2 separate regions of the Mus musculus genome follow, and region 2 is linked to region 1. The links are chromatin loops, found by intact Hi-C in ENCODE. Cell type or tissue: left cerebral cortex. All regions are shown on one strand. Each heading gives the region's core, and the rest is flanking DNA. Links, peaks and the distances in the headings are about the cores only. Region 1 overlaps Cep112 (centrosomal protein 112). Region 2 holds the start of Gm39440 (a long non-coding RNA gene).

Region 1 (15,760 bases), core at 7,099-12,098:
TTTACTACATAGTTAATATTATGTTACATTTTAAGCCATTTAATGGAATATCTGTTCCCTCCCTTCTCCCCCCCGCCCCCCCCCCCCCGCCGTGTGTGTGTGTGTGTGTGTGTGTGTGTGTGTGTGTGTGTGTGTATTTTGTTGTTTGGAAAGTGTGCTTGAGAATCTTTTTTTTTTTTTTTGGTTTTTGAGACAGGGTTCTCTGTGTAGCCTTGGCTGTCCTGGAACTCACTCTGTAGACCAGGCTGGCCTCGAACTCAGAAATCTGCCTGCCTCTGCCTCCCGAGTGCTGAGATTAAAGGCAAGCGCCACCACTGCCTGGCGTGCCTGAGAATCTTAAGTAACACAACTGCCTTAGTTAGGGTTTTACTGCTGTGAACAAACACCATTACCAAAGCAACTCTTTTAAGGACAATATTTAATTGGGGCTGGCTTACAGGTTCAGAGGTTCAGTCCACTATCATCAAGGTGGAAGCATGGCAGCTTCCAGGCAGGCATGGTGGGGGGTGGGGCGGGGACCTTAGAGTTCTACATCTTCATCTGAAGGCTACTAGGAGAAGACTGGCTTCCACATGGCTAGGAGGAGAGTCTCAAAGCCTGCTCCCACATCGACACTCTTCCTCCAACAAGGTCACACCTCCTAATAGTGCCATTCCCTGGGCCAAGCATATTCTAACCACCACAACAAATACATGTTTTCCTTTAGGACGGTGTTATCAACAGAATGTAACATTTTGCACACAGCTGTGTTGCATCTTCTGCATAAACACCTCTCCTTCCACAAACCCCTGAGTGGTGCTCACTGTTTTCATTTAATGAAATAAGAATATAAAAGTGACCCATTCAACTGCCTTTTTGGTAGAGTATTAAGCCTATGTAGGATTTTTCATACAAATAAAAATAAATTTCTAAGTTATAAAAGTGTACCAAAAGACTGTTATTATTGCCATATAATTTATGGCCTTTAAGAGGGAGAGATTTAAATTTTGGTTTTGATTAAATTTTGATTTTTCCTGTTGACATTGGAGTTTCTTGAAATGTTAAAAATGCTGGACGGTGTCAGTTGACACGTACCCCACTTTATATTTCACTTCTGGCCATTCTCTTGGTAATTTTAATTTTATAAATTCGTTTCTATTAACAAAGCAGACTTTCTTGTCTACTATAATTTCTTTCATCTATTTCTTATTAAATGTGGAAATGTTATTTGTAATTGGAAGTGCATCCACTGTAGATGTTGTCTGGTTGTGTGTCTGGTTGTGTGTCCTTTAGACTTAAGGTATCATGAAGGGGAAGAACAGTTGAACACAATTAAAGAGTCCATGAAATAATTTTATTAGAAAAAGGAAGCAAACGAGAGTAGAGAAGCAATGAAGGAAGAGTAGTGTCTTCAAGATTTTTTTTTGATCTGTCAATATTAGCAATCAGTTTTTTTGGTCTTCCTAAAAGTGTAAAAACCTGGTAATCTTTCTGTAAGCTAGCCATGGGGTCATTCCTTATAGATGAGTAGTTATAATTGGGTGCTCTGTTACTGTAGTGTGCTGTTACTGAGTTTTACATTTTGTATGTGTTAGTGAGCATGAACCTTTTTCTTTAAATATACTTTAAAATAAAGTATTTTTCTGTTTTCAGAAAGTTCAGAGAAATGTCTGTCTGTCTGTCTGTCTGTCTATCTGTTTATCTATCTCAAACAATTCTAGAAGGGAAGGGCCATTATGTATTTGCAGAAGTGCTGGGTTTGGCAGCACAGTCACTTACCTGTGGCCCGCTGACGTCCTATGGCTGTGACCCATGACTTGTTTCAGATGTACGGGAGAAGCGCATGTGTGTGCTGGTGTCCGAGCCATGTACCTCAGATGTACGGGAGAAGCGCATGTGTGTGCTGTTGGCCGAGCCATGTACCATTTTGCAGATGCTTGTGAAGATTGATATGTGGCAAAGAAGGACTCAGGTCAGGCTAGGCTTGACAGGAGCCTAGGTGAATGGACGTCTTCTTCTTTGGACCACAGGATAAATTTTAAGAAAAATACAGTGAAAATATTATTTTTTAAAAAAGATTTATTTTTATTTATGTGTGTGTGTCTTTGTTGAATGTATGGCATCTGTGGGGTGCCCATGGAGGTGGTCAGAAGAGGGAGATGGATTTCCTGGGCTGTAGTAACTGTCAGTTGTCAGCTACCCAATTTAGGTTCTGGGATCCAAAGTAGGGTCCTCTGGGAGAGCAGCAAGAACTCTAAACTGCTGAACTCTCTCTAGCCCCAGTGCAAATCTATGTACCACCCAGTCACTTGTCTTCAAAATGAAAACATAACAAAATCTACACATTAAGAAGTAATCTGTTTTTTGGCCCACTGTATTAGCTACCTTTTTTCACTGCTGGGACAAAATATTTGAGAAAAGCTACTTAAGGAGGGAGGGGCTTGTTTTAGTTCAGTGTGAGGGGTTAGAGTTTGTCATTTCAGGGCAGGCATGTTAGCATGAACCTGAGGTGTCGCTCACACTGCGGATGTGGACAAGTTTCTACCTTTCTCCCTGTTACTCAGCTCAACAGCCTGGCCCATGGGATGCACTGCCCATATTCTGGTAGAGCCTCCCTCTGTTAAGCCTCTTTGGAAATCATTTTACAGATATGCTTAGAAGAACATCTCCTGTGTCATTCCAAATCCCATCCATGTAACATGAATTAACCATCACCACTATCTATAACTTAAATAATTTTAATGAAAAATAGTTACTTGATTACAGGCATGTTATTGATTAAACGTTAAGCAAATAAAAAGCTGACTGTCTGATTCTCATCAATCCCGTCCATCCTCCATCCTCACAGCCTCACAGGCTCACAAAAGTCTGGCATCCAAGCCATTTCTGGTGACACTGTTACTTCTTCCTGTAAGGCCGCGCCCCACATGTCTCTGTGGTGCACTCCCCCCCTTTGCAAATACTTAATGTCTATCTTTTGTGGTAGAGTCCAGTTTCTTAAGGTAGGAGTTGTGTTTCTCATATTTGTGATTTATTTTCAATTTCTCATAGCAAATGGAAGCATGTTAGAAGTTTCCCAAGTCATTGTATTCGGTTGGGTTACATGTGTGCTTGGATGAAGGTTATTAGTCACTGCTACGTATTTAATTCACTGTGCAGAAAGACCTTCTAAGGTAGGCGTATTGTAGCGGATGTCATTGTTCAAAAGAATTTTAAAATTGAACTTTTAGAAAGTGTAGAGGGGAGGATAGACTTTAGAAAATGGTGGGGGACACACAGCCATGCACTGTAAAGCTGCCTGTACACACTGTGAAACACAGCACTGAAGGAGCCGGAGAGCACGTGCCAAAGGCAGTGTCGTGAGGCTGATGGCCACTTAGGGTCATAAGGCACGCCTCAGTATGCTGCACTCCTTTAATAACCATGGCCTGATTTATTTTAGCATTTAAATGTTATTTACGCTTTAATCCACACAAATATTACCTAACAGATATTTATCATTTTACATACTGGAGACATTTAAAAACTAAAACTAATATTTATTTTGGCTAAAGTTACAAAGATTGGTTTGAAGGCTGACTCTGCTGTGCCTGAGCTCAGAAGGGACTGAGGAGCCCACCAGGCCGCTTTCACTGGGCTCCTCTGGCTCGGCCTGCTCCTTTCCTCCGAGTGGTCACACTGTGCTCACGAAGAAGTTGGTGTCTGTTAATGTTGACCTACTACATCTAATAACTTCTGTAAGAAATTGTTTTAAAAAGTTTAAGAGGCTTATAATATTTGACACATGTATGTTTTTATAGTGAATAATTTATTGTTACTTAGAACTGAAGTTTAATGCTGCCTCATAAATTTTACAGCCACTTCAACTTGTCCTTTGAAAAACCTCTTTAATCTTAAAAGATTTTTCCCCCTTAGTGTTTCTTTTTTGATCACTTTATAAAACCCTGCTTTACTTAGACCTTTTTGTATGTGAAGCATTTCTAATGGCATTTTAGATTATGCTGTTTGTGCCCTAGCCTTTTTATATTATTAAAGATGCAGAGTCCTTTTGAAGCCTTTTTGTTAGGGTCCCTATTCAGAGGGACGACACCTTCCTTTACCTTTATTCTTTTGTAGGCTTGTAGCAGCCGCGCTTCGCACTCCCTAGAAGGATTACGAGGCCACATTCTAGCTCTTATTATCATGCTTCCTTTTTGTCTCCCCAAATGCAGCATGCATTAGTATATTTAGTATTTTACACTCAAAGCTCCAGTAATAGTCACTCTTCAGGCTCTTCCTTATTGCTTTTTTCATATTTTTTGGGGGGTAACATTCACATTATTACCCGTGTTTTCTTTTAAGACCCACTGAACTAAATGGGTATTATTATTAAAATTCTGCTATTACATTTTTGTATTTAGTATCTGGCTTTTTCTTGCCAAAGAAATACTGTAGTTAGTTGTATTTGACTTTAGCTGGTTATGACTATAAGATATTTCTGAGGAGCTCATAGACATCAAGGTCTGATAATCGCCTTGTTTTTATGATGGGTTGTCTCTAAGGTAGCCCTCAGAACTTGATTCCTGATATTCTTTGTATAATTTCCTCCTCATGGACATGGGCAGGGCCTGTGACTTGTTTCTAACCAATAGAATGTGGCAATGGTGATGTCATTCCTGTGATTTTTCTTATGTGTCAGTATGGCCTTACTGCCATAGCCTTTGTTGACTTTGAAGAAGTAGCCTTCATGATTCATGTAGCCACAGGGAACTGAATGCTGAGAATCATGGGAACAGGGAAGTGGGTCTTTCTATAGTTGAGTCTCCAAATGAAAACATAGCTCTCAGCAAATTACGGTTGAGGGCTTATGAGGTCATAAACAGAGGGCCTACCCTGCTGTTCCTAGACTTCCACAGAAGTATGAGAAAATATGTGTATAGTGTTTAAAATTCCTCGGTTATTGATAGTCTTGTGTAGCCATACATGATGGATGCAGACTTAATCTTAGTGTAAAAAGCTGTGAATACTTGTGGAAGCCTTAGCATAGCGTATGTAAAAGGAAAAGCCAAGGGTTTTTATGTTCTTCCTTTCCCACTTTCCTCAGGAGAAGTAATCCAGAGACAGTTTGGCACATACTATTCTCAAATGGATACCTCACATTTGTGCCCATGGGAGTAAGAAGTTACAAAGTGTTAGGGCTGCTCTGTAACTTTCTCTCTTTTTTTTTACTTAGGTCTCAAAACCACTGACACATAGTTTTAAAAACTATACAGAATTGTATTCTTTATTATTATAAAGAAAGCTTTGATTCACACCTTAATACCTACCTAGCTCATTGTGTATCTTGAGTTGAAATATACCTGGGATTTGTTTTAATCAAGTCTAATAAGGTGATGTGGAGACAGCTACCTTTTAAGAAGAGCTTGTCACTCAGATTCTAAGAGGAAGTACTACTATGTCCTGCAGGCTGTGTGGAGAGACCCAGGTTTTGCTCAGGAGGCAGAAGAAGCAAAGGTAGCAAACACATGGGTATGAATTAAAACACAGACAGGATAGTGGTTGGGATTTTAAAATATGATTTCCATGAGATAATATGGAGGTAAACAACTTTGGCTGTTAGTTTGGCCCAGCTTTTAAAGATACTAATTCATCAGTTATAGTATCAAGAATAGATGTACACACTTCATGTGTTTTAGACTATAATGGATTCCTAGAAGATGACTCTATTGTGGGATTATTTGTTGATTTAATATGTTGTATGATGATTTAAAATGGTGTATATGGGCTATCTTGGGAAGATATTTAAGATATATAAAGTTCTAAAAAGTGCGTAGGGGTATAAAACACTTGTGTGTAGAAGTGTTTTAAAGACATTGTGTGTGTGTGTCTGTCTATGTGTGTCTATGTCTGTGTGTGTGTATGTGTGTGTGTGTGTCTGTGTGTAAGTGTGTGTCTGTGTATGTGTCTGTGTGTATGTATACAAACCACCTTTTGTATACATGTTGCATACATACATACATACATACATACATATATACATACATGCATACATACATACAGTCAAATTGTCTTCTACAATACTAAACTTTTTAAGAGCTTTGGGCATACAAATTTCTAATATTTGTGCTGAAATTAACACATTTAACCATATAACAAACATGTCTGTAGATGTAACAAACCCGTGTGGAGACTTAAACATAAGAATGAACATTTCCTGATGAGCAAGCATTCCATATATTGTGAATCCCACTTGTTTTCTAGTTTGTTAAAGCAGGGAAGCCAGGAGAGCCATTTGTGCCGATTTATCTATTTTAGGTACTGTTCTGGATGTGTTTTTAATTATTTGGTTTGTTCCTCTATATAAACCTGGGAGATTACAGCATCACTTCTTTGTATCTGTGGAGGTAGAAGCAGCCTCAGGAGCCCACAGGGCTTCCTCAGCAGTGACTGGTATTGGAATGGGTTGTGTTTCTAGGATACCCTTATCTACAAATAGCTTAGGTAGAAATCATAGAAAATTTGTTTTTTTAAAAAAATTAGTGTTCAGGTAATATGTGAATGGGTGTTTTGCTTGTATGCATATCTTATGTGCAGTGTGCATGCAGTACCTGTAGAGGCCAGAAGAGGTCCCCAGTCAGATTCCCAGGGATTATAGTTATATGTGGTTAAGAGCTGCTATGTAGGTTCTGGGAATTGAACTTGTGTCCTTTGGAAGAGCCTGTGCTCTTAACTACTGAGCCACCTCTTCAGCCCTTTGTCTGTGATTTACTGGTGCCACCCCAGAAATCTGGACAAATTCCTTTGTCCTTAGTTGTTTTCTGGTTTGCCTTGGTTCAAATCCTACTTCTGATAACTTGGCAGCCAACTGTCCTCAGGTGAATTACTTAATTTCTCTAAACTCGAGTGCCATCATGTTGTAAGATGAGGTTGTATGGAACTCAGTGTCAGGATAAAGTGAAACAACATAGGAATTACTGAGTATCAGCTGTGGCTACTCCCGTTGGTGGCATGGTGGCCATTGTCCCAGTTCATTCAAGGACTCACTTGTCATAGTTTGACTGTCCTTCCTAAGGAGTCTCAAATCTACTAGTCATCAACTGTTTTCAGCTTCTAGAAGCCTGCTTGTATTCTCCACTAAAGTAAATTGACACTGGTGGGGGGGGGGTTCTGTTTGTAACTGCACACTATCAAAAGAGGTTGCTGTGGTTCTTATTTTGTTTGTTTTTGAAACAGGAGCTCATGTGTCAAGGATTGGCCTTGATCTTGCTAAGTAGCTGAGAATGAATTTGAGCTTCTGATCTTCTTGCTCCCACCTCCTGGGGATCAAACCCAAGGCCTCCTGCATGCTAGGCCAGCACTCCATCAACTGTTCTGCATCCCCGGCCTCCAAACTGGGGAAAGGTTTTAAGAGGTGATTTGTAGGCATGTTTATGCAAGGGAATTCGTTAGTCCCACTTTCTAGGATACAAGGAACACAGTGTGGTGCGCTGTGCTGTACCTGCATGTGCAGCTGTGGAGGAATGTGTAGACACCACTTCATGTCATTTCTGTGTTTTTTCATGTTCTTTCTCAAAGAGAAGATAAAGCTAACAGGTTGCATTCTTACAATTCTATGAAAGAGATTTTGAAGCTTTATAAAAAAAGAGTATTATTCAGTGAAATATGATGTTATCTGATAGTTTGTCTCCAAGGTACACTTGGAATCGGAGATAGAACAAGATGGAAAGAATACCTATTTAATACCATTTATTTTTTTATTGGAGAGTTTAATTAAACATTGGTCATTACTTTTGCTGGCTTTGTATGTGTGTGTGGATGTATGCACATGTTTATGTGCATGTGTGGGTTTGTGCATGTGGAGGCCAGAGGTGGATGCTGTCTTTCTCAGTCCCTTTCTACTTTATGTTTTGAGACAGGGTTTCTCACTAAAGTAGGGTCTCTTGCTGAGCCTGGAGCTCACTGCTTGGCTAGGCTGGCTGGCGAGTAAGATGCTGAGATCTGTCTGCTTCTGCTTCCAAAACCTTGGGATTTCAGTGTTGTTTCTCCAGGTTTTTAGTGTGGTGGTTGGGATGCACCATCAAACTATTGTATTTGTACAGTGTGAAATTTACCAACTAAACTATCCCCTCAGCCTTACTACTTCGCTTTTTAGAATAAAATACTTTATACCTGTGTGAAGGTAATTCACTTGATAAAAATATTATTACATTATTTAAAGTTTTCAATTAAAAGCTGTACAAGAAGAGTTAGAGGGTGCGCTGGATATATAGTTTTATATCAACTTGACACAAGCTAAAGTCTTCTGAAAGGAGAACATCTCAATTGAGAAAATGCTGCTATATTAGGACGTTTTCTTAATTAGTGATTGATGGGAGATGGCCCGGCCTATTGTGGGTGATGCCATTCCTGGCCTTGTGGTCCTGGATTCTATAAGGAAGCAGGCTTCGAAAGCCAGGGGAAGTAAGCCAGTGAGCAGCATCCATCCATAGCTTCTACATCAGCTCCTGCCTCCAGGTCCCTGACCTGTTTGAGTTTCTGTTATGACTGCCTTTGATGATGAACAGTGATTTGAAAGTGTGAGCTGAATAGAATAAACCCTTTGCTGAGCACATTTCTTTGGTTATGGTGTTTTGTTTCATCACAGTTGTAACCCTAAGGCAGAGACTGAAGGGGATTCAAGTTTATTAAAATCTGGCCTCTGAATGGATGGTCAATGGAGGAAGAACATCACTTCTGCCTATTGTAGATGACTTCAGTTTATTGGGGAAAATGTATTTCTTTAGATATCTTTATGTATCATTTTATAAGGAGTCTAGATTATTTAAAACTTGTAGCTTTGTTGAAACATGATATGCATACATTTCAACGTATCAAATTTAGGCTAATTTTATATCAATTGGAACTTATCTTTTAACTTTTATTGGGTCAGCTAAATTATATATGTATTCATGCTTATAAGAAAGGACTCGGAGAATAATTACCCTGCTTTAAAAGATTACAAGGGACTATAGTTTTTGTGTGTTTGCTTTCATGAGGGTTTTCCATAGCCTATTTGATGGTAGCTTTTAGTTTGGAATGAGGAATATAGTCATAGTTTGTCTTTATGGAAAATGTGCTTTGCTTTACAATGATCCTCTTCATATGTGGTTTTCAGGAATGTATTGTGGTAGAAAGCTGATATTCTCTGTGCCCTTTAAAAAGGTCTCCCAGTGTAGCTAGAATTTCCTTTGCACATGCAGGTTACCAGCACATCCAGCAGAGGGCGCTCGAGTACAATGAAAACATGCTTTGTTGCCTAATCTATTTGAACATTTTTGTTTTGTTTTGTTTATTTGAAGATTATTAATTTGGTTTTTTAGTCTTTGTTACCCCAAAATAGCAGTGGAATATTTTTCTTTGTCAAACTCCATTCTATGTGAGATGACATACTATAAATACTCTGTCGCCTGATTTGGGAGTAGGGACTTGGCAGGAAGCTAGTAAGTACCCTTTTTCTTAGAGAATCTATGACTGTTGGCATGAGTGTGACTAGGATTCACATAGTGGAGGCTCTTATGTATTATTGATAAAGGAATAGTCATCTAAGAGTGCCACCAGTGTTTGGGCAATGATACATTTGATTGTAGCTGTGGCCAATAGACGTTTTGTTTTGGTAAGAGTGGTAACGTTCTGTAGCTGTGTTTCCAATGCAGTGTGTGTTTCTCACCATGGCTGTTACTCACTTGAAATGAGGTTGAGGAGCTTGACTTTGCATTCTGTGCTTAATTTTGTCCAAAAGGCTGAGAACTATAAAATTTTGCATTCTGGTAGCTATAAATGGCTGTATGAGACCAGTGATCACTATGACGGACACTGCAGTTGTAGACCTGGGTCTTCTGCTGAGCCATCACAGAGCTTGAGCTGTGTGGAGAACTGCTGCCATCTTTTCTGTCCAGGTAGAGTGTGGGGGCATGAGTTCTAGGACTGGGTTCTGTGATAAGAGCTGGCTAGGTGAGGGGAGACCTTTTGTCTGCTTCTGTGCTGTTCTTGGATGTCCCCTATGTTGATGATCACCCAAGAGCAGTGCCGTGTTGCTCTTCACTGGTCATTCTCTGCCTTCTGAGAACCTGTCCCTAACAAAAAGACAGCCTTTCGTTAATTTATTTGAGAAAAAAACAACTGGTATTGAATAAATATGAATACTTTGATATTTGACTACACCTTTGATGGTATCTTGTTTAGCTCTTGCTATAAGCGTGCTATGATAACAAGTAGTGAAAACTGTCCCGTAATCATCAAATCACTTCTCATTAGTTCTCACTATGAATAAGCTAAATGTCATGCTGAGGATTTACCAGTGCAGGCAAGTGGCAGTAACTAGTCCCTGAGACAGAACAGCTGTGAAATGTGCTCATGCATTAGGTTCCCCAACTAAGTCAGATTTTGTCATATTTTTCTTTTGCTTCTTTTTTAATGAAAAAAGCTTTATAACATTGTTTTTTCTTATAAACAAGCTTCTTCCATTAAGATATTGTTTTTTAAAAATTTTTTCTATAACAATTGAAAAAGCAGCTATACTTACACATGTATTACAAGCTTTAATTTTAAGGCAACTGGGAATTGTAAGCCAGAGCAAAAATGAAACATGCTAATTTAAAGGTGTGTCAAAGGTACTTTGTATTTTAAGCTGTTTTAACATAGGGAACAAGAAATATATTTATGGAACCAGGTTATATTCTGACTTTGCTAAGCATCTTTTGACAGTTTTATATTTGTAAATACTGAGATTTTAGTTATCTTTAGCCTTCATTTCTTTCCTTCATTTCCTCCCCCTTTTGCTGAAATGTATTTTAACAACAGGCTCCTCCTATCTTGATGATTTTTCTCTTTGCTACTGTCATGGTTTGTATATGCTTGACCCAGGGAGTGGCATATTAGGAAGTGTGGTCCCGTTGGAGTAGGTATGTCACTGTGGGTATGGGCTATAAGACCCTCATCCTAGCTGCTTGGAAGCTAGTATTCTGGTAGCAGCCTCCAGATGAAGATGTAGAACTCTCAGCCTCTCAGCTCTGTCTGTACCATGCCTGCCTGGATGCTGCCATGCTCCTGCCTAGTGGACTGAACCTCTGGAGCTGTAAGCCAGCCCCAATTAAATATCCTTGTAAGAGTTGCCTTGGTTATGGTGTCTGTTCACAGCAGTAAAATTTTAAGACCAAAATTAGTACCAGGAGTGGGGTATTGCTATGATAGGCCTGATCATGCTTTTGCTTGGAAGAATGGGGATTCTGGGACTTTAGCTTTAGAAAACAGTGGAATCCTTTAAGTAGGGCTTAATGGTCTATCCTAAAAAGAATATGGGAGACTGTGTGATGAGAGTGATTCAAACTCTGCAGACCCGGCCTATGAGATTTCAGTGCAGAAGAATTTCAGTATGTGGCATAGAGACTGTTTTTGTTGTATTTTGGTGAAGAATGTATCTGATTTTTGCCCTTGTCTGCCTGAGTGTAAGTTTAAGAGATTTAGATTAATTTCTTTGAAAAAGAAAGTCTCAAGACAGCCTAGTACAAATTCTGTTGTGTGGTTCACTCTTACAAAGAGTGTTTTAATGCAAAGGAGCAAGCTGAGGAAGGAAAAATACAAAATATATGGTGCAAGTATTGAAGGGGCACCAGGAAGTAAAATGGAGCTGAATCCTGTGTTCTAGAAGATAACAGATTAAGGGGGTGGGCCTTTGGAGTAGGATCCCACAAAACTAAGATTAGATCTAGGTGTGGTGGTATACACCTTTGATCCCAGGAGACAAAGCCAACTAGATATCTGATTTTTAAGGACAGCCTGGGACAGAGCAAGTTCTAGTGAAGAAAAGCTTAAGTCCAGGCATGGTGGCACACACTTTTAATCTCAGAGCCATGCAGATCTCTGAGTTCAAGGTCAATCTACAGAGCAAGTTCCAGGGCAGCCAAGCTTAGGCAGTAAGGAAGTTGGAAAACAAAGCTGGTAATAGGATAAGGGGGAACATGTTCCAGCCCCAGCATGCAGCACAACTCAGCAGTTTTGGCCACATGTCTCTGGCTTTAGAGTCCATAACAGAAGGGACTACTGGGACAATTGATGCTGATTAGCTGGAGCTAAGAAATTAGTGGTGATTAAAAAGAGATCAGAATCACTGAGGTGAACTCTGGGAAGTGTTTTCTGAGAGGACAAAGAAGCTGTATTCTAGAGATAGCTAAGGTTAAACCTCATGTTGCAGCAGTACTTGGTGATGAGTAAGAGTCACCCACATGGAAAGGGTTTTGAAGGCATGAAGGGGTCATGGTGAGCAGCTGAGACTTTGCACTGTAAAAGGCCAGGGGGAGGCCATTGGTGAAAGTGCAACCTCAGTTGTAGTTGATGTCCCAGTACTGAAGTGGTCATGCAAAGGAGTTGAGGCTTGGTGCCATGAAGAGAGCCTATGAGAGGCTACTGGTGAAGCCTAGTTGCAGTGGAAGACACCAAAGTTTTAGAGATGCCAGTACCGTGGAATGACCACCAAGAACAGCAGCAGCAATGGAGTGGATCAACCTGAGCTTAGAGTGCTACAGAGGGCAGAGCTGAAGAAATGACATCAGACCTTTAGAGGAGCACAAGAGATCATATGTGGATCCCAGACATTGGAACAAGAAACTGTGAAGCAGAGGTTGACTTGGAGACTCAAAGATGTCAAAGATGCCAGAGCTGTGGGATACCAGCAGAGGAAAGCTGCTAACAGGGAGTGGAACCAGCCCAGGAAAAAGAAATTTGTTGCAGTCAACAAAGATGAAAATTGAGTGGAGATCTGAAGATCACTTTGACATCATACATGGAAATACAGAGTTTGGAGTTTGCGCGGCTGGTTCCCTGTATTGCTTTGGGGATAACAGTTAAGTGATTGGATGAATCTTAGAAGGGACTTTGAATTTTGAACTTTTAACACTGTTAAGGCTGCTGTAGAATTTGGGGACTTTGGAAGCTGGATTCAATGCACTTCTTTATTATGCAATGGCTAGATATAGCAATCTCATGGGGGCCAGGGAGAGGAATGTGATGATTTCTATATGTTTGGTTCGGGGAGTGGCACTATTAGGAGGTGTGGCCTTGTTAGAGTAGGTGTGTCACTGTGGGCATGGGCTTTAAGACCCTCATCCTAGCTGTTTGAAAGCAAGTCTTCCACTAGCAGTCTTAAGATGTAGTTGTAGATCTCTCAGCTCCTACTGCACCATTCCTGCCAGTATAGACAATGCCATGTTCCCACTTTGATGATAAAGGACTGAATGAACCTCTAAACCTGTACGCCAGCCCCAATTAAATGTCCTTAGAAGAGTTGCCTTGGTCACAGTGTCTGTTTACTTTTTACTGTTCACCGCAGTCTAACCCTGAGGCAGCCATTAAGTTTATTCCTGGTTGCTGGCAGGCTGTGAGTGGGCTATCACTCATTCTAACACTCGTAGCTTTTTCTTATTACTATAAGAACAGTGACACTTCTCTCCCAGAATCTGTCACAGGTCATAGTCTTCAGTGAGGGGTGAAGCATCTTACTTTTTAACTTTAGCTTTTCCTTTTTATTTCTAATAACTTTTTCTTGGAAACTTTTAAAATACACATGTTATTGGTGGCTACTTTTTATAAAAATGTTATTTGATGCTTCCAGATTCATTCAGATGTATTAAATACTGTATTAAAAATTGTTGCTGTTTATTTTGTAGTAAATTTTTATTTTGCAGTATATTCAAGAAGCAGATGGTGTATGATAATATTAGACAGCTACTCAGATGAATGAAATGACATGCATCTAAAGTTAGGACTCATTATAGCTGTTGATCACTTGTAATTCAGGTAATTCTGTGGCTTACAGCTGTGCCACGTATATAAGCCCCAGTTTGTACCATCCACATGCCTTGGAAGTTTCCAGAGGAATGGAAGAGCTAACACTGCTCTGCTCTAAGCCCAGTGACAGCATGTTCTGACTCTTTAGCCCTGAGAGGAAGGAAAACACTGGCCTGTGTTCATGCTAATCCTGTCCTTGCTTCTTTTAAACTCCCTCTTCCCTTTCCTCCAATCTCCTCCTCGTCAGTTCTTCTCATACACTATATATTGAGATTTGTTTCTTACTGTTTTCAGATTAGTCACCTTAAGAGTTTATCTATAGTTACTTCTTTATCTCAGTAAACTTTTAAGACCAAAGTGTACATATACAACAGGGCACACAGAATATAATGCACATGCAGAGTGACACATCACATTATAAAGCCTGATGAAGTTTCACAAAATGAGAACTTCTATACAATTACATCCCAGACCAAGACACAGATCACAGACAGCTGTCCTGACCAACCCCTCTACTGCATGAAGTCATATATCACTGGTTCTCCAAAGGTGGGCACTACTGGCATTATTTCACCAGAGATTAGTCTGAATTTTTTTTGTTGTTTTCTTATTTCTTTGTTTTGTTTTGTTTTTTGAGACATGGTTTCTCTGTGTAGCTTTAGCTGTCCTAGAACTCTCTCTGTAGACCAGGCTGGCCTTGAGCTTACAGAGATCTGCCTGCTTCTGCCTCCAGAGTGCTGGAATTAAAGGTGTGCGGCATCACAGCCCAGCATCTGAACTTTAAAGAACAAACAAACAAGCAAGCAAACAAACAAACAAAAACCCTCATATAATATGTTCATTTTAGTTTCTAGCTCCCTTTGCTCTGAGTTGTTATACTTGGCAATGGATCTTTTCTTACTTTGTGAATATATCACTGTTTCTCTATATTTGCTCTTCATTGTTAAACATTTGGATTATTCCTAGTTTTTATTTACTACAGACAGTACTGTTGTGAACACTCCTTTCCAGTCTTTCCAGTTCCTGTCTGCCTGTATGCTTTGGGTCGTATTTTGACTTCGATAGTGCCAAAGGGTTTTCTAAGGTGTCATAATGATTTATAGTTCCACTAGCAGGATTTGAAACATTGTGATGTTTTCATCCTTGCTCATACTTTGTTAGTTTTTATTTTAACTTTAGTAGTTTTGGAGTTGTGGACATGTAGTTTCAGTTATCATTGTCCTTTCTCCCTAAAGACATCGAACAGTTTATTCATGTTTATCATTTGAAGTTCCTCTTTTTGTGAAATTCTTGCTCCAGGCTTTACTTTTATTCTATACATAAAAATTGTCTTTTCCTACTGTTTATTTGTCTTTATTAATTCAGATTATGAAGGTTTTGTTGGATATGATAATTGGACCTATCAGGGCCTAGGAGATGGCTTCATGGTAAAGCACTTGCTGCATCATCATGAAGAGCTGAGTTGATCCCTAGCACCTGTCCAGAGAAAGTCAGGTTTTTGTAGAGAGTGTTGTAATGTACACACCATGGGGTGCTGTGGTGGGGAGACAGATGGCGGTGGACACAGATGGACCCCTGGGGGGTTGCTGGCCAGTCAGTGTAGTCAATGGTAAGATCAAGGTCACTGAGAGACATTTCCTCAGAAAATAAGGTGGTGTGCACCAGAGGAAGGCACCTGATGCCAGTTCTGCATTGGCACGTGTGTGTACTGCAGATGTGCACACCCACACCACCGCACCACACCACACCAAACACAAATTCCTTTAAATCTTGACAGCTGCATTTTCATCTTCATGGGGGGAGCTTCTTACTACATTTGATGTTGCCTTGACCAACCGTGTTTGCTTAGATAGTGTAAGGAACAGAACTTATTGGCTTACAATTCTGGAAGGCTGACATATGTCATGTCAAGATGCTGGCACCCTGAAAGAGCTGCTTTGCTATGTCATCCGTGATAGAATGTAAGAAGGGGAAGGAGAGA
Region 2 (15,760 bases), core at 4,148-9,147, 770 kb after region 1:
CTCACAACCATCTGTAATGGGATCTGATGCCCTCTTCTGACGTGTCTGAAGACAGCAATGGTGTACTCACATACATAAAATAAATTTTAAAAAATAAAAACAATTTAAAAGAGCGTTGAACATAGCCATCACTTTCTTCTCTGTGAAACACTTCCTTCTTGAGCTTCCAGTGCTCTGTTCTTGTGCCTCCCCACCCCCCTATCCGTTATTGCTCCTTCTCAATTTTCTTTGCTGGTGCTCTCTGGCCTCCACAGAGTGCCTCAGGACATCCTTAAAGACTCTCTAGCCAATCCGCACTCAACTCTAGAAGACTCCCCTGAGCCCTAGACTAAGTTGTCTACTAGGTATATACTAGAGACCTACATGTCAGGAGATCAGGGAACACCTGATCTACCCTTCTCAGTAAGTGCTCTTTCTGACCCACTCCCACCAGCCACAAGGGACCGTGCCATCAAGTGTGTCTGTTTCTCTGATCCTCCCCCAAACTGTGGAGTTACTCTTCAACCTCCCCTATGCTCGCATCCCATAACTCACCAAGGGATTCCACATCAGCGCAAAGAGCTCAGCCGGTCATCTGTCTTCTACACCAGCATGAAGACTTGAGTTCAGTCCCCCATAACCTATGCGAAAACCCCAGTGTGGCAGTGCATGCTTGCAATCCCAGCACTAGAGAGACAGCCAGGAAAATTCTTGGGCACCCTAGACAGTCTAGACTACCTGGCAAACGTCAGTCCAATGAGAGACCCTCTCTTAACGAACAACGTGAGGTACAACTGAGGAATTGCAATTGAAGTTGTCCTCTGTCCTCCATATCCATGGGTACATATGGACATACACACACACACACACACACACACACACACACACACACACACCCCCTGCCCCTTCACTCACCCTCCTGTCTGTCACATCACCATCATCACCACCATCATCGTCGTCATCTCTCACTCTGGCATCTGGCAGCCTCTTGGCTTGATCCCCACTTCCACTTCACCTTCACAATCCAGTCTCAGCATGGTAGCTGGAGACAGGGCAGCAACCCTGCAGGTCAGCGAGCATGGCTTTCCCTTAAGAGTGTTCCCAATGGCTCTCCTCTCCTTGGGTCCAGAATGTCTTTTCCTTAAATGGGTCTTCTAGCAGATATCTTTCCAGGCCACTTAACCAAACTCATAATAGTTGCCCCTCCTCTCCCTTTCCCAGGTCCCTTCTGATGTTAACTTCCCTTCAAGTCGGTACTTAGTATTCTGGAATCTGAAAGCAAGCCGCCTTCTTGCCATGCTCCTCACCTGAAGGGGGAAGGATCCCTGGCAGAGTTGCCAGTTCCCCGCTTGTACCAAGGCAATGGGAGGAATCAGCAGGTTACAGGACAGCGGTGTGCCTAACCAATCGCCTTTTCTATCATCAGCCCCTTGACATCCTTTCCACTGGAGATGAGTTGTCATGCAAGGCCTGAGTGGGTGATTCTTGACTGAATCTTTGTGAGCCTCTATCCTTCACCTCTTACCTTCTCCTCCATGGCCTTCCCCACCAACTTTCCTCACGATCTGACTTCTGTGCATCACTACTCAGTTCCTCACAACCTTCCGGTGACTCTCCTCCATTCTTTCTGTCCTTCAGTGTCCCACAAGGATCTGCCAGCCTTATCTTCCATCCTGGAAGCCAGTTCAGCATCTGCTAGCTCAGGGTCACAAACTCTAATCTCCCTAACTTCCTTCTCTCTGTTTTCTTGAGCCCTTAGAAGGGCAGCACCGCTCCCTAGTGGACCAGGACTCAGTCTCGTCCCCCCAACCCCACCCCCGCCTGACTTCATTCTTTCCTGTGAGCCATGCTCACAGAGCCCACAGTACGCACCCTGTTCACCTGCATCTTCCTCTCTAGGGTTGTCTCGGCACCTGGTCCCTTCCATCTTTGGTTCTATGGCGGTTTTGAGCTAACTGTCTCTTTGCTTCTCAGTCCCTCCCTCAATCTGCTCTTGCTTCATTCTTCCAAAGTACAGCTCCAACCAGCCATTGTGTGGCTCAAAGCCCTCTGTGGCTCCTCGTGACCTGTCCAGTCCAGTCCAAATGGTTCTGAATAAGCAGAGGGCCTCCCTCTCTTCTCAATGTAATTGATATGTCAACCCAACTTTGCCTGTAAAGACTCCAGCCTCACCAGGGTGTTGTTCCCCACTCTGAGTTGCTATATTTCCCAGCAAATGATCCTACTCTGTATTGTATCATTCTAGGATACACTTTAGTTCTCCAGGCTATGGAAAAGTCCTTGAGGGTTAGGGTCAGAATCATGAGAGCCAGTTTGCACCCCCCCCCCCCACTACTGATCACACAGTGTGTCCTTAACTAATGAGTATGGGATGGATGAATAAATCAGTGTGTTTGTCTGTCTGTCTCTCTGTGCTTCTCTGTATGTGTCTGTGTATGTCTGTACATGTGCATGTGTCAGTGTCTGTGTCTGTATATATGCATGTCAGTGTGTCTTTTCAGCATGTCTTTGTGTGTATGCATGTGTGTTGGTGTGTGCATGTGTGTATGTGTCTTTGTGTATGTGTATCAGTGTGTGTGTGTGTGTGTGTGTTTCTGTATCTGTCTGTCTGTCTTCTGTGTTTGTGTCTGTCTGTGTGCATGTCTCTGTGTGTGCATGTGTGTGTCTATATGTGTGTGTCTATGTGTGTGTCTGTATGTATACGTGCATGTATGTCAGTGTGTGTATGCCTATGTACCTGTGTGTGACTTCTGTACTCATGTGTGCACTTGTTCATTCATGTAGAGACCAGAGGCTGACACTGGTGTCTCTGCCTCCCCAGAGTCTGCATTACGGATGCTACCACATCCAGCTTTTTACCTTGGTGCTAGGACTCTAAACTTTATAACCGAGCCATCTCTCCACCAGGGTTGGATGATTAGTGACGCTGAGACTTGCTGAGCTAACCCACAGGTATTTATAAACCTCTCTCTTCTTCAGCTCTGCTCCTCACAACCCACACAGACTCCTCATCTGAGCTTGCCTCTCGTCAGTCTGTATGTGCACATCCCCTCATTACAGAGCTGTCTGACCCTTCTTCCTTCAACCCTGATCGCTTGCCCTCAAGGGTTTCGAGCTGACTCCTTCAGATTAGAACCTCAGAGCGGAGGCTACTTCTGAGCGGCTCCTCTGTCCTCCGCTCTCTGTTTCTGGGATGATCCTCGGGCCCTGGAGCAAAGGCAAAGCTTGGTCCCAAGGCAGTGTCCCCTTAGAACCAGCCAAAGAGCAAAAGAAACCCTGCCTTTCCTGAGATCAAAGCCTTGTAAGGCAGGATCACCAAGGCCTAATGCCACGCTGCTATGGCAACGTGAATTTTAAGCAGTCACCAACAGAACAGTCTCTTCAATCTCAGCAGCCCTAGAGCCAGCCTCTCCAGGTGAGACTCCCCACAACAAGGGACAGGGTGGGCCCCAGGCATCTGAAGCATTTTCTGAGGGTAGGCCAGCTCACCTTGTGGCTGACATCTGAGGCCTGACTGGAGAGGGGAGGGGCATCTCATTTATGTCTCCAGAGAGGCACCATTACTAGGGAAGATACAGAGAGGCACCAGCAGCCTCAGAGGCAGAACCCGAATAAAGAGACTGATGGAGATGCCCCCTCCCTCTCCTCAAACACAGATTCCTCTGCGTCCGTGGGGTCTTTATAGTCTCCAACCTCAAAGACGCAACACTCTGGGAGACAGACAACAGACCACGTAACGGATGTCATAATGAAGGTTCTCTGACTGTGTTGGGACCGGAGATGACAACAGCAAACCCACAGCCAGAGCCCCCATTGAAGCTGGGTCACCTCTGTGGGCAGAGATGCTCTTGTGGGTTCAGTGTAAAATGTCCCCCATAGACTCATATGTTTAACATGTGGTCCCGGGCTGGCCGCAAGGAGTAAGAAGGTTTTATAAGCGCAAGGAGGTGGAGCCTTGCTGGAGGAAGTACGTCACTAGGCGTGGGCTCTGAGATTTTTTTATAGCCCGGCCCCAGCCAGTTCTTGCTCACTTCCTGATCTCTCTTTTTAATTTCTGTCCTGGGAAGACACAGAAGCAAGAACAGAGATGTTTGTTGCCTGCCACATTGTTAGTTTTCACAAAAACTTGGTAACAACTCAGCCTTTGCCTTTGGAAGGATGATGTCAATGCCACGTGAATACGGCATTCATTTCCTGGAACCACCCTAATGAAGCACCCCGAAAGAGGTGGTGTTAAACAACAGGAAGTTACTGTGGAAGACGAGAGAAATCAAAGTGTCTGTTGTCCCACAGCCTCCTAGCCACCGTGTGTCTGACTTCTTCCCTCCAGATAAAGTTCCAGGCTGTACTCTGATGGCCCATCCTAATCTAGTTTGGCTCATGGCTCAGTACAGTCACTCACGTTAGGAAGTTTTATTCTGAAAATTAGTGTCTCGTTGTATAGCTGTGGCTGGCTTGGAACTTGCTGCATAGCCCAGGCTGGCCCCAAATTCGTGGTAACTCTTCTGTCTCAGTTTCCCACGTGCTAGGACCACAGCCATGAATCACAGTTGGAGGTAAGATTGCACAGTATTGGTGGGAAGCCACTGGGATTTCTCACGTCTTGTTCCCTGAGACAATTAGACAAGGATCTACAGAGAGTGGTAAAACCCAGTGCAGTTTAGTATGACGAGGGGGTGCTTCTGAGGAAAGGGAGCAGATGAGAGCCGAAAGAGAACATTGGAAACTCAGCAACACTCCCACCTCTCTGACTGGGACCTTTATGCAGCATTTGTATAGTGTTCCAGCTTCTTTTGCTCATGCGTGGGGAAGGGTTTCCAATTTCGCTTCTTTTATGTATGTATTTTGTCTTCTTTCTTCCCTGCTTTTCTGCCAGACCACCATGCCTTGCTTAAGGAATTTTTTAAAAGATTTATTTTTATTTTTATTTTTTCTTTCTCTCTCCCGCCCCACCCCTGTGTGTGTGTGTGTGTGTGTGTGTGTGTGTGTGTGTGTGTATTTTCTATATGTGTGCAGGTATCCTCAGTCGCCAAAAGAGGGTGCTGGATCCCCTAGAGCTGGGGTTTCAGGCAGTTGTGACATTGGAGAATTTCTATTACCGATGGGTGGTGAGGTCACATCTGCAGCATAAGGGCAGTGATGCTATTGTCCCACACTAGAGCGAGGAATAAGTGCATGCTCATGGGAATTCATGAGGGGCTCTTTCAATGAATCTGCAATCTGTGAGTGGCCAACTTCCTAACTCCCGGAGACCAAGTCCTGCTGAACAAGACTGCATGATAACTACCTACACATAGAGTTGAGGGGATAGAAGTCAGTAGATGACTGCTGACAACCTTTCTTTCCTATGCATTCTATGCAGACAATAACTGTCATTTGCCTGGGACTGGGCCACACAAGCACAGGGTCACATCAGCTGAATCCCAGGGCACCTCAGCTCCCTCAGCTCCCTCAGCTCCTTCAGCTCCTTCAGCTCCCTCAGCTCCCTCAGCTCCCTCAGCTCCCTCAGCTCCCTCAGCTCCCTCAGCTCCCTCAGCTCCCTCAGCCACCTCAGCTCCCTCAGCCACCTCAGCTCCCTCAGCCACCTCAGCTCCCTCAGCTCCCTCAGCCACCTCAGCTCCCTCAGCCACCTCAGCTCCCTCAGCTCCCTCAGCTCCCTCAGCTCCCTCAGCTCCCTCAGCTCCCTCAGCTCCCTCAGCCACCTCAGCTCCCTCAGCCACCTCAGCTCCCTCAGCTCCCTCAGCTCCCTCAGCTCCCTCAGCTCCCTCAGCTCCCTCAGCTCCCTCAGCTCCCTCAGCTCCCTCAGCTCCCTCAGCCACCTCAGCTCCCTCAGCTCCCTCAGCCACCTCAGCTCCCTCAGCCACCTCAGCTCCCTCAGCTCCCTCAGCTCCCTCAGCTCCCTCAGCTCCCTCAGCTCCCTCAGCTCCCTCAGCTCCCTCAGCTCCCTCAGCTCCCTCAGCTCCCTCAGCTCCCTCAGCCACCTCAGCTCCCTCAGCCACCTCAGCTCCCTCAGCTCCCTCAGCTCCCTCAGCATCTCAGCTCCCTCAGCTCCCTCAGCTCCCTCAGCTCCCTCAGCTCCCTCAGCACCTCAGCTACATCAGCACCCTCAGCTACCTCAGCTCCCTCAGTTCCCTCAGCTACCTCAGCTACCTCAGCCACCTCAGCCACCTCAGCTACCTCAGCTACCGTGTCATCAGTGAGTTTCTCAGACTCTCTGGCTCATGCTCACCAAAGGCATCTAGGCCCCAGCTTTACCACCAAGGAACTATTATCTTCTGGGGTTCTCTGGTCTCTTCTTTTTTCACTGGGCTCTGCACAGTCCCTGCTGAGGCCAGTACCGGCCAGGCTCACAGAAACACACTCCCACACATGGGAGTCACTGATATTCCATCCAGGCAGATAGATGCAATATGTACATGTGGCCAGAGCGCCTGTGTACATAAACTTCCCCTATGCAGGGGCTTGGCAGGGACTCTGAATTCTCCTCCCCAAGAACAGAATAGATTAGTGCCCCCACCCTGCTCTCTTACTTATACAGGGAGTCCCTCCCAACAGCTGAGAGGCTGAAAAGCAACTCTTGTTGCCCTGTGCTGGCCTGGGTGACCTGGCTCTCCCAATTCCCCAGCTTCTTTTCTCAACAGAAGAGCTCATGAAGCCCTCAGGCTGGAAAGTCAACCATGAATGAGAACTCTGTTGGTCTTCAGTACAGGGTTTTCCTGCTGGATACAAAGAAACACTACCCAACTCTCCAAGGCTGGGACGCTACTGGGCAAGGGTGGAAGAAGTTTCCTTTCTCCTGGAGATGTCCCAGCCTCTAAGAGTTAGGGGATCTGTGAGCCTGAGACTCCCTCTTCTGGTGGAACTGTGAGGACAGACACCACTGTGGCAGGCTGGGCCTCTGAGTCAGACGTATTTAAGGATCCCCATTCCCCTCACCCTCCTCAGATGATCCATCCAGGACCTAGAGACCCCAAAACATGGCCACCACAGACTCCTTATAGTCCCCTTATTTCTAACAAATAAGCACACTGTCCACACAGCTCAAGGAATTTAGAGGTCTCTATGGGCCGCCCAAAGGTCCCATACCCAGAGGGCAAAGGGGCAATCGCTTTAGGGGTCCCTGGAGAAACTTGCCGTGTTTGTAATTGTCACGAGCAGGAAAACAAGCATCTCTCTAGACTCTGGCAAGTGGGATTAGTTGCTGAGATCAAACTCTTCCCCTAATTGTGCTGTGACCTGAAAAGCAAGAACACACCAGAGGTACCAGCCACGTGTCCCCTAATGGGCAGGCCGAGCCAAGATGGAGGTCTAGAAGTCTCTCGCAAACTCATCCTCTCTACCCTCTCCTAAGTTTACCGAAGGGACCATTTATATGCTCCCAGGCAGTTCCAGACACAACATAGCTCAGAGATGAGCAAAGTGGAATAATTTCCCCAGCTGGAAAAAAGTCAGACCCTGCGTTCCATCAGGGATCCAGTTCCCCAGCCGACTCCAGAGCAAGGAGAGCAGCCCCACTCCTGGGATGAGACTCGGAACCTCTCTCGGGGTGTGTTGAGATTTTATGCAGCCCAAGCTAGTGAAAAGCCATTTGTGCTGGTTAGTGTTTTGTCAACGTGACACACACTGAGTATCTTCTCTCCTTTGACCCTACTTGTCCTGGACCCTCCTGTCTTTGGACAGCGAGCTACATGTCTGAGATGGAAACTCTTCAGACATGAACCGCTTCCTACCTTCTGAGGTCTGTTTATTACTGAACTTTATACTAGACTTTACCAGTACAAACGGTGGACTCCAGAGCCTTCTGTGGTTAGTCCTGGGGGTCCAGAATGGCTTCATTCTCTTCAGGATTGTGAAGGCTTAGAAGTATTGTCCTGTAAGGACAGATATCCACATCTAGACTTGCGAGTCCCCTTGTTTCCAGACACACTGGTTAGACTATGGGTAGACTATGGGCCTGGATTGGCCTCACCTACAATCACATTTTAAGATGCTTCTGCAAACCCATGCATGAAATAAACCCGCTCCACCTCCTTCACTCCACGATTTTAATGACAGAAGGCAAGGAGTGACTGTCTTGTGGGTCTGGTGGTAGAGATTTGGTAGAATCTAAAGTCAGCAATGCCCCTAAAGAGATGGAGCATTAATGGTTATCCTGTCATACTTGACAGGCCCAGGTTTTGCTCGCACACCTGACCAATATTCATTTTTAGAATATTTTTCTGTTGTGCAGAAAGATTATTGAGCAGCCCCACTCTTTATGTCTCACATATGATAAGCTCTCAAAGACTGAAAGCCAGTTTGGGGCTCTTATCTGCTAATTGAATTCAGGTGCACTTGAAAGTTAAAAGGAAACAACGTAATGAGTGGCTTAATAAACCTCAGGAAAAGTTCTTCTCCTTTAAGGACTTCCCATGTGAGGTCAAGAACTGTTTTATTCTGCATTTAGTTCTGAGTCTCTGTCCACCACAATGTGGTCAGATCCCACCACAATCCCTGGAGGACCCAGTGAGGCAATGCTTCAGGGCTGCCAGAAACCAAAGTCAAGCCCAAACTCCCAAGTTGTTGTTTGTTTGTTTTTCTTCTTTTGCTGGTGAAAAAAAATGTAATTTAAAAAAAGGAGACTTATTCAATATGGTCATATTGGGAAGAGGAACAAAGAGATTGTGCTATGGTGTCCCCTCCTCACCATCCAGTAAGAACCAAGATTTCTCAGTAGTGCTGCCTCTCACATTTTGGACAGATAGTCTTTAGTTAGGAGTTTGGAGCATTGTGGGATATCAAACAGCATCCTTGGCCTTTACTTACTGGCTTCTGGTAGCAAGGCTCACTTCCCGCCCCAATCTTGACTTTCAAAATTGTTTCTAGGCACCACCCAACATACAGGGGGAGACAAAATTGACCTGGTTGAGAACCGTTAGATGAATCCATGGAGCATCTTACTGTCATCTCCTCAGACCTGGCACAGTGCCAGGCACCCAGTAGGGACTCAGCAAATATCTGCTGGATGAGTACCTATGGGGAAGGCGAGCAGAGCATACTAGGTCCACACCTCCAGCCTGGTGCAGTAGATGAGGAACATAAGTGTTTCCCACCCCTGCTGCAAGGAACCGATGACTGAAGATGGCTGCTGCAGCACAGGTCCCTCCAACAACCCTGAACGTCCCAGCCAGTGACTGTGCACAGCTGAAGACAGATGTAGGACCTCTCTCAGGCCCCGCATGAGTTCTTGAACAAAGATTTTGATTTGAGGATGCCCTACTGGTGGCCTGTCCAAGACACTCTTGAACTTGACCCTTCCCTGTATCAGACCACCAGCCCTTCTCTTCTCAACCAGGCCCTGCTCTGGGATGGTTAACCCACACTGTCTATTAGATGGAGAGCATTCTGCTGCATCTGTCCATTTCCCAAGGAAGTGCAGCTGAACAAGGAAGACCCATCCTGAATATGGGTCTTCATATAAACAGTGCCACCACTGTTGGGGTCCTGGACTAAATAGAAAGAGAGGGTGCACTAAGTGCTACCATCCAGCTCTCTCTGCAGATACGATACTACCAGCTGCCTCCAACTCTGGCCACTGTAATGTCTCCAGCACAAGCATCTACAAACCGTGAGGCAAAATAAACCCTTCTTAAGTTGCTTTTGGCTGGTGTTTTGACAAGGCAATGGGAGTGGTGAAGGCCTGGGGAGATGGTTCAGCAGTAAAGAGGGCTTGGTGCTCTTCCAGAGAACCCAAGTTCAGTTCTAAGTACCTATGTGAAGCAGCTCACCAATGCCTATAACTCCAGATCCAGGAGAGCTAACGCCCTCTTCTGGACTCTACAGGCACCTGCACTCAAGTGTGCACGCACCAACATAGAGTTCCATCATGTGCACATAAATTTAAGAAAGGAAAGGTAGAAGGAAGGAAAGAAGGAAAGAAGGAAGGAAGGAAGGCAGGCAGGCAGGAAGGAAGGAAGGAAGGAAGGCAGGCAGGCAGGCAGGCAGGCAGGAAGGAAGGAAGGAAGGAAGGAAGGAAGGAAGAAAGAAAGAAAGGAAGGAAGGCAGGCAGGCCACATGCTTTACCTTCCCCCAAACAAACCCTGTCTTTTGAACTTCTTAGAGAATACAGTGTTCCAAGTGACCCTTGGCCTAGCTACTACCCTTTCTGGGCAATGCCACCCTGAGGGACTGCCACCGTGGAACTCAATTAATGAAATCATCCTGCCCAAATCAATTCATACAGGGAGGGAACTCTTTGAAGTGACTCAGTGCCCCTCGCCCACAAAACTGAAGACATGAGTTTAACTCACAAGTCATAGGTTATGAACATTAACAAACCCAGGAATATGCCAGTGCCCCCAGTCCAAGAAATTTCTCCAGGTGACCCTTTTATTGTTTTTAAGGCAGCAAGGGATATCTTCTGGCCCACATGCCTGTCTGGCCAAGCAAGGGAAAGGCAGGGAAAGGGGAAAGGTGGCCGTTGGGAGTCAGCCAGAGCACACATCCCTGCCCAACACCCCATTCGCTTTTTCCAGTCTTCCAATATTATCCTAATGCACTTGGGCACTTGGGCTTGAGAGCAAGTGTGCCCCACGTCTGATGGCGTCTGCCAGGACCATCTTCCCGGCCCAAGGCCCTGCTCAGCCCGCCTTCCCTTCCGCCAGGCTCTCCCAGGGGCAGATGACTTCTTTTTCTGTGGTCTGGTCACCAGACTCTCCTGCTCTGGGGTCATCCGAGTCCATCAGGCAGGTCCCACTGTCTGTAGGCATTTCCATTTTGATCTGGAAAAAGCTTCAGACACACAAAAAAAGGAAACAGTAAAGAAGCAGAAGGGTCGGTAATCCCCCACGTGATCGCGGGATGGCAGGTAATCCCCTCACGTGATCGCAGTTAACCACCACCCCCCCCACGTGATCGCGGGATGGCAGGTAATCACGCCCACATGATCCCGACAGTCCCAAGGACCAGCATGCCACAGACATTGACCCAGAGTGTCGTGTGCAGCCACTGGCTCTGGGGACTCCTTTGACTGTGATTTATATTTTTCTGTTGAATCAAAGGCAATCCCAAATACGCCTTATTTTGCTTTTTCAGTCTTTATGGTTTTGATTACTTCAGCCTGCCCCTGTAGTGTTGGCATGCCAGCACGTAATCCTCAACCCCTTTAAACTGTCCCTTGGGGACAGTGAAAAGGAAGCCCTTTCAAGACCCCGTACCCTCATATGAAGTGGGACAGTAGCCGCAGAGCTAGAACATTCTCCCAGCAGGGCCGGCTGAGGAGACTCAACCATCTCATCCTGATCATTTCTTGAAGCAACAGAGCCTAACTCCCTTCCTCCTCCTCCTCCTCCTCCTCCTCCTCCTCCTCCTCCTCTTCCTCCTTCAAGACACAGGCAAGAAGGGGACAGTAGCCAATGTTTGCTGCTGTCCCCATACTCACTGCACTGAAGAGATCGCCCTCTCTGAGTCTCCATAGCAACCTAAGGCTCCTGCATACCATTTCTTTCTCTGGACCCAGGTAGGGCCAAATGTAGGATTGTGTCGACTGTCTCGCCTCTCAGCTGAGGCTCCTGGCATTCCCAAACACTCCTCTAGGCCTCTAGTGCACACAGTGGCTGCCTCTGGGCACTCGGGGTTCTTGGATTTCAGACTTGGAAGCTGACACCGGTGATCTTAAGCCACCACAAGGACAAGTATCTTTCTGAGGACTTTCAGGAGAGCAGGCAGGTGTCAGTGAGGAGCAAGGAGGCTATGACACCTATGGTATGAGAAAGGGCTGGAGTCCCTGGGGAATCATGACCTGGGGACGTGATGGCCTGTGGTTAGTGCTGGGGCCCTTTGCAAATGCAGTGGATTTACCTGACTAGCAGTCTTGGGGTGAGGCAGGTATGTGAAGGAGAATGGTCAGATAAAGAAATAAGATTCCTGCCTCTTTCCTATCGACGGAAGAGGGAGAGGTGATGGGACTGGGTTTGAGGGTGGCATTCATTCACTTAGGGTTATGGTTAGGCTACGTGTGACTGGTCCCCACAATCCTCACTTCATCCCCATGTCTCTGTCATCACCACAAAGCCACAGTCCCCACCCACACCCATACCCTCTGTCCACATGCACACAGCACCAGGCCCTCAGCTTCTTACTTGGCTACTTTCTTGGGTTTCAGCCTGGGCAGCTGTTGGCCCATGTCCCCCAGAGGCTGCACCTTCCCGTGTGACACAGAGGGGCACTTGGGTGAGAGCCTGGCAAAAACTGGTGATGCCAAACAGCCCCGTCTCAGGAACCTGCCAAGGGACAGAGCTGCACGGGCCTTGGGAGGGGCCCTGGGCTGGGGTCTTGAGTGGTCTGCAGAGGGCTCTCTGTTCTCAGTGACTGAGGGCCCAGAGTTGGCGCCAGACCAGCTGGCTTCCCCCTTGGGCTCCAGTCCCGAAGAACCCTCCAAAGCCACTCGGCTGGGCGAGGGGCAGATGGCAATGCTGGGCCGCCGGATGAAGCGACTCGGGGAAGCAAAGGGCTTCCTGGGGGAGCGGCAGGATGGTGAGAAGGGACTGGAGGGAGAGGGAGGCACGCAGGTCCCTGTATACACGGCCAGGTGAGGACTGGGAGCCAAGTGCTGACCTGGCTGTGGGAAAGGAAAAAAGGAAGTTCAGTTAGGAGTCTTATTTCCAGCCACCAGGGCAGACAGGCTAACCTCAACTAACTCGAGCTCCTTCCAGCCACCAGGGTTGTTGGGCTATCCTCATCTAATTCAAGATGGGCTATCCTCATCTAACTCAAGCTCCTTACAAGCTACATCTCATCTAATCTGATCTCCTTCCAGCTGCCAGGGCTGATGGGCTATCCTCATCTAACTCAAGCTCCTTACAAGCTACATCTCATCTAATCCAATCTCCTTCCAGCTACCAGGGTTGATGGGCTATCCTCATCTAACCAGATTTCCTTACAGAGTATTCTCATCTAAATCAATCTCCTCCCAATGATGTTGATCTTTTCTGGACACCTCCTGGAGGGATTGATTGAAAAGGTTACCCTGAGGTACCTGTGACAGTGACACAGTCAGCCATACAAAGACCTCTTGCCAGGATCCATCGGCCACAAACTGACCTTCTTCCAGTCCTGCGATGCTGGAGTGTAACCAAGCTAAACTTGATTACCCCTCAAATCAAGTCTCCAGATGCATTTTGTCCTTCCTACCCCAGGACATCTCTTCATTGATGACCATAACTTCAGACCTGGAGCATATGACACTATTTTGTTGTTGTTTGGTGTGTGTGTGTGTGTGTGTGCATTGCTGGGAATTGAACTCATGACTTCAACCATGCTAGGCTAATGCTTTCCCATGGAGCCATCCCTACCCAAAGACATTTAATCAACAGTTTAACTTTAACTAGCCAGTGCAAATGGGGAGACCTGCAACCAGTGCCCTGCTGAGCCTCCATGCCTGAGACCACACCCACCTGTGTCCACCCTGGCAAAGATTTAGGGGCTGGAATCCTAGCACCTGCCAAGGTAGCCCCTCAGACTGGGCAGGGGAAACTGAGGGGGGTGGAAGGTTGTGTGTAAAACCTGAGGCGCTCACAGGAACGAAGCAGTGCTACAAGAAGAGGTGATTCTGAGACTCAGCAGAGAAACAGGAAGGATCTCATTGTCCCGGCCATCATGGCCCCAGAGTCCAGAGTGTGGGGGCAGAAGGGGAGGGTGTGGCATCTCTTCAGCTCCAGGAACCCAAAGGAGCTTTTCCAAGTTGGGCAAGAAAATTAAAGTTGAGATTTCACTGGGCTCTTCACTGTCACCTCTTCCTTTGTAGGCCACAAGGGTCAATTGGTGTGGGCTGCTGGGTCCCTTCTAAAGGCCTGCTGTAGTTATTTACCACGGGAAAGCCTGGCATAGACAGAAGTCCTAAGGAGAGGTGGGTGGTATCCTAGGAGCAGCGGAACCACTACTGCTTCCAAGAGAGGCCTAGAAAGAACTACAATAAGGAACAAACTTTCTCTGCAGCAACCACCCAGATGGCTTTGCTCAGACCTTAAGACTGAAGGAGGCTGCCTGAACCCTGGGCAGGAGGCTACCGGCTTCAGAGTAAGGCCCGGTCTTGAGGTCATTCAAACAATCCAGACCCGGTGTAAAGTCAGCTAGACTCAAGGACAGCTGTGGGGAATGATCTCATTTGTTACACAGCAATAGAAAATGAAGACAATGACAAAATGTGCTTCTGAGCCTAGGTGTGTGACCCAAAAAGCCCCTGCTCTCCCTACTAACACGTGTTGCCATCATATTGCCTGTGTGGTTTCTATGTCCTGGAAAGTGAACTAAGAGAGAAAGGAGAGAGGAGGGGGGCAGGGTAAGGTACCCACTAAGTGCATTTGAACCTCTCTGCCTTGGAATGTGTCATGAACCCCTGAGATCACCCCACCTTACAGATAACCCTGAGGCTCCTGGAGACAAAGGGACTTAACCAAGATCATGTGACTTGACTGCTCCTTTCTCCTCCTCTTCCCTTCCCTCTCTCCCTCCTCCCCATCTCACTCCTTCCCTAGAGTCACCTCCCTTTCAGAATGAATGACAAGACAGGTTAAGGAAGTCGGCCGCTGTCTTCCCTCCATCACTTACCTGGCCTGAGATGGTCTCTTCTGGGCAAATGACCACTTTCCTGGTTGGTGCAGGATATTTTTTTTCTCCCCTAGCTCTTTCTCACAGGAAACCGTGAGTCTCCACTCTGTTCCTTCCCATGGAGGCCTGAGCTTGAACTCTGTAACCCAGCTCTCCAGGCCATGCACCTTCTACCAATGATACGAGCAGCAAGCAGTGGCGTGCGTGCAAGACAAGTGAAGAGCGCAGAAATGCAACAGAACACAGACAAAGTAGAACCTGGTTTAGAACTGGTGCGAGCAGCTTTTCTTTTTATTGTTGTGCGTGGAAACAGAGAGAGGGATGGCAGGAGCATGAAATGAGGCAGCACATTATAACAGGAAGACACAATCACAGAGTTTTTAATGGAAGACAAGGCAGATGGTTCAGCGTCCCTACTCATTCTTGCTCCATTAGAATCTAGCTGAGAAATCAAAGACCGGTGGCTGAGTTCAGAATGCAAGGACCCAGCCCCCTTCAGTCTCTTCCTGTCATCCCCTCCCCCTCTTCTCCAAGAGCAAGTAAAGCTGGTCCCATAAAAGACAACTTAGGTGACCATGTCATTTCTTTAGCTAGTCATCCCACTGAACACAGTCTAGCGCAAGACCATCCTACTGGGACTGACCCTTGATTCAGCCATAGATTGTGGAGATGAAGGTCTGCTGGTCCTGACATTGTTACTCATGAGTCCTCTCTTAGAAGCTGTAACTAGAGGATGTAATACCTCAAACATAACCTAATGCTGTCTAGAGATCACAGAGGACACGGAGGCAGCAGAGGGCTAAGACGGTTTGGGATGATAACGATTTAAGCGTGGCTCAGTTTATACATAAACCAAAAGAATAACAGGTCACCGTGTTGAACAGCACTGACAGAAGGAAGCAGCAGCTTACTTCGAGACCACAAAGCGTACAGGGAGTGTAATCGGTATGGTGGTAAAAGTAGTAGTGGTGATCATGGTGATGGCGGTGGTGATGAGGCTGTTTCTGTTACGGTGGTAGTGGTGGCGGTAGAGATGGTGGTGGAGGTGATGGGAAAGTTGATTCGGATGGTGAAGATGGTGGGAACGGTGGTGGAGAGTGATGGTAACAGGGATTGTTACAATGGTAGTGACAGGGTGATGGCGATGACGATGATGACGATGACCACGATGGTGATGATAGTGATGACGATGGGA

What was found. Peaks named below come from ENCODE experiments on the same cell type or tissue, not always from the same donor. Only the 100,000 strongest peaks of a DNase experiment are listed, where the experiment ranks them.
Region 2: a loop joins it to region 1, with 8 times the contacts of the local background. A loop is called at or near these places in 2 of 42 quality-filtered maps.

Annotation. Positions count from the first base shown.
Region 1 is chr11:108,440,768-108,456,527 of GRCm38, forward strand. The region is part of intron 4 of Cep112 (centrosomal protein 112); the gene reads left to right. Among named protein-coding and RNA genes, the nearest start is that of Cep112, 23 kb to the left of the region's middle. In left cerebral cortex, for the core only: a CTCF peak has its summit at 9,206 (motif pointing right); a DNase peak (open chromatin) is centred at 9,225.
Region 2 is chr11:109,215,028-109,230,787 of GRCm38, forward strand. It overlaps Gm39440 (a long non-coding RNA gene), which reads right to left and starts at 4,503. Exons shown (of 2, transcript XR_880276.2): 1 at 3,469-4,503. Rgs9 (regulator of G-protein signaling 9) reads right to left here. Exons shown (of 19, transcript NM_011268.2): 18 at 12,099-12,577; 19 at 10,328-10,749. The coding sequence ends at 10,599. In left cerebral cortex, for the core only: a CTCF peak has its summit at 6,831 (motif pointing left); DNase peaks (open chromatin) are centred at 4,624 and 6,818.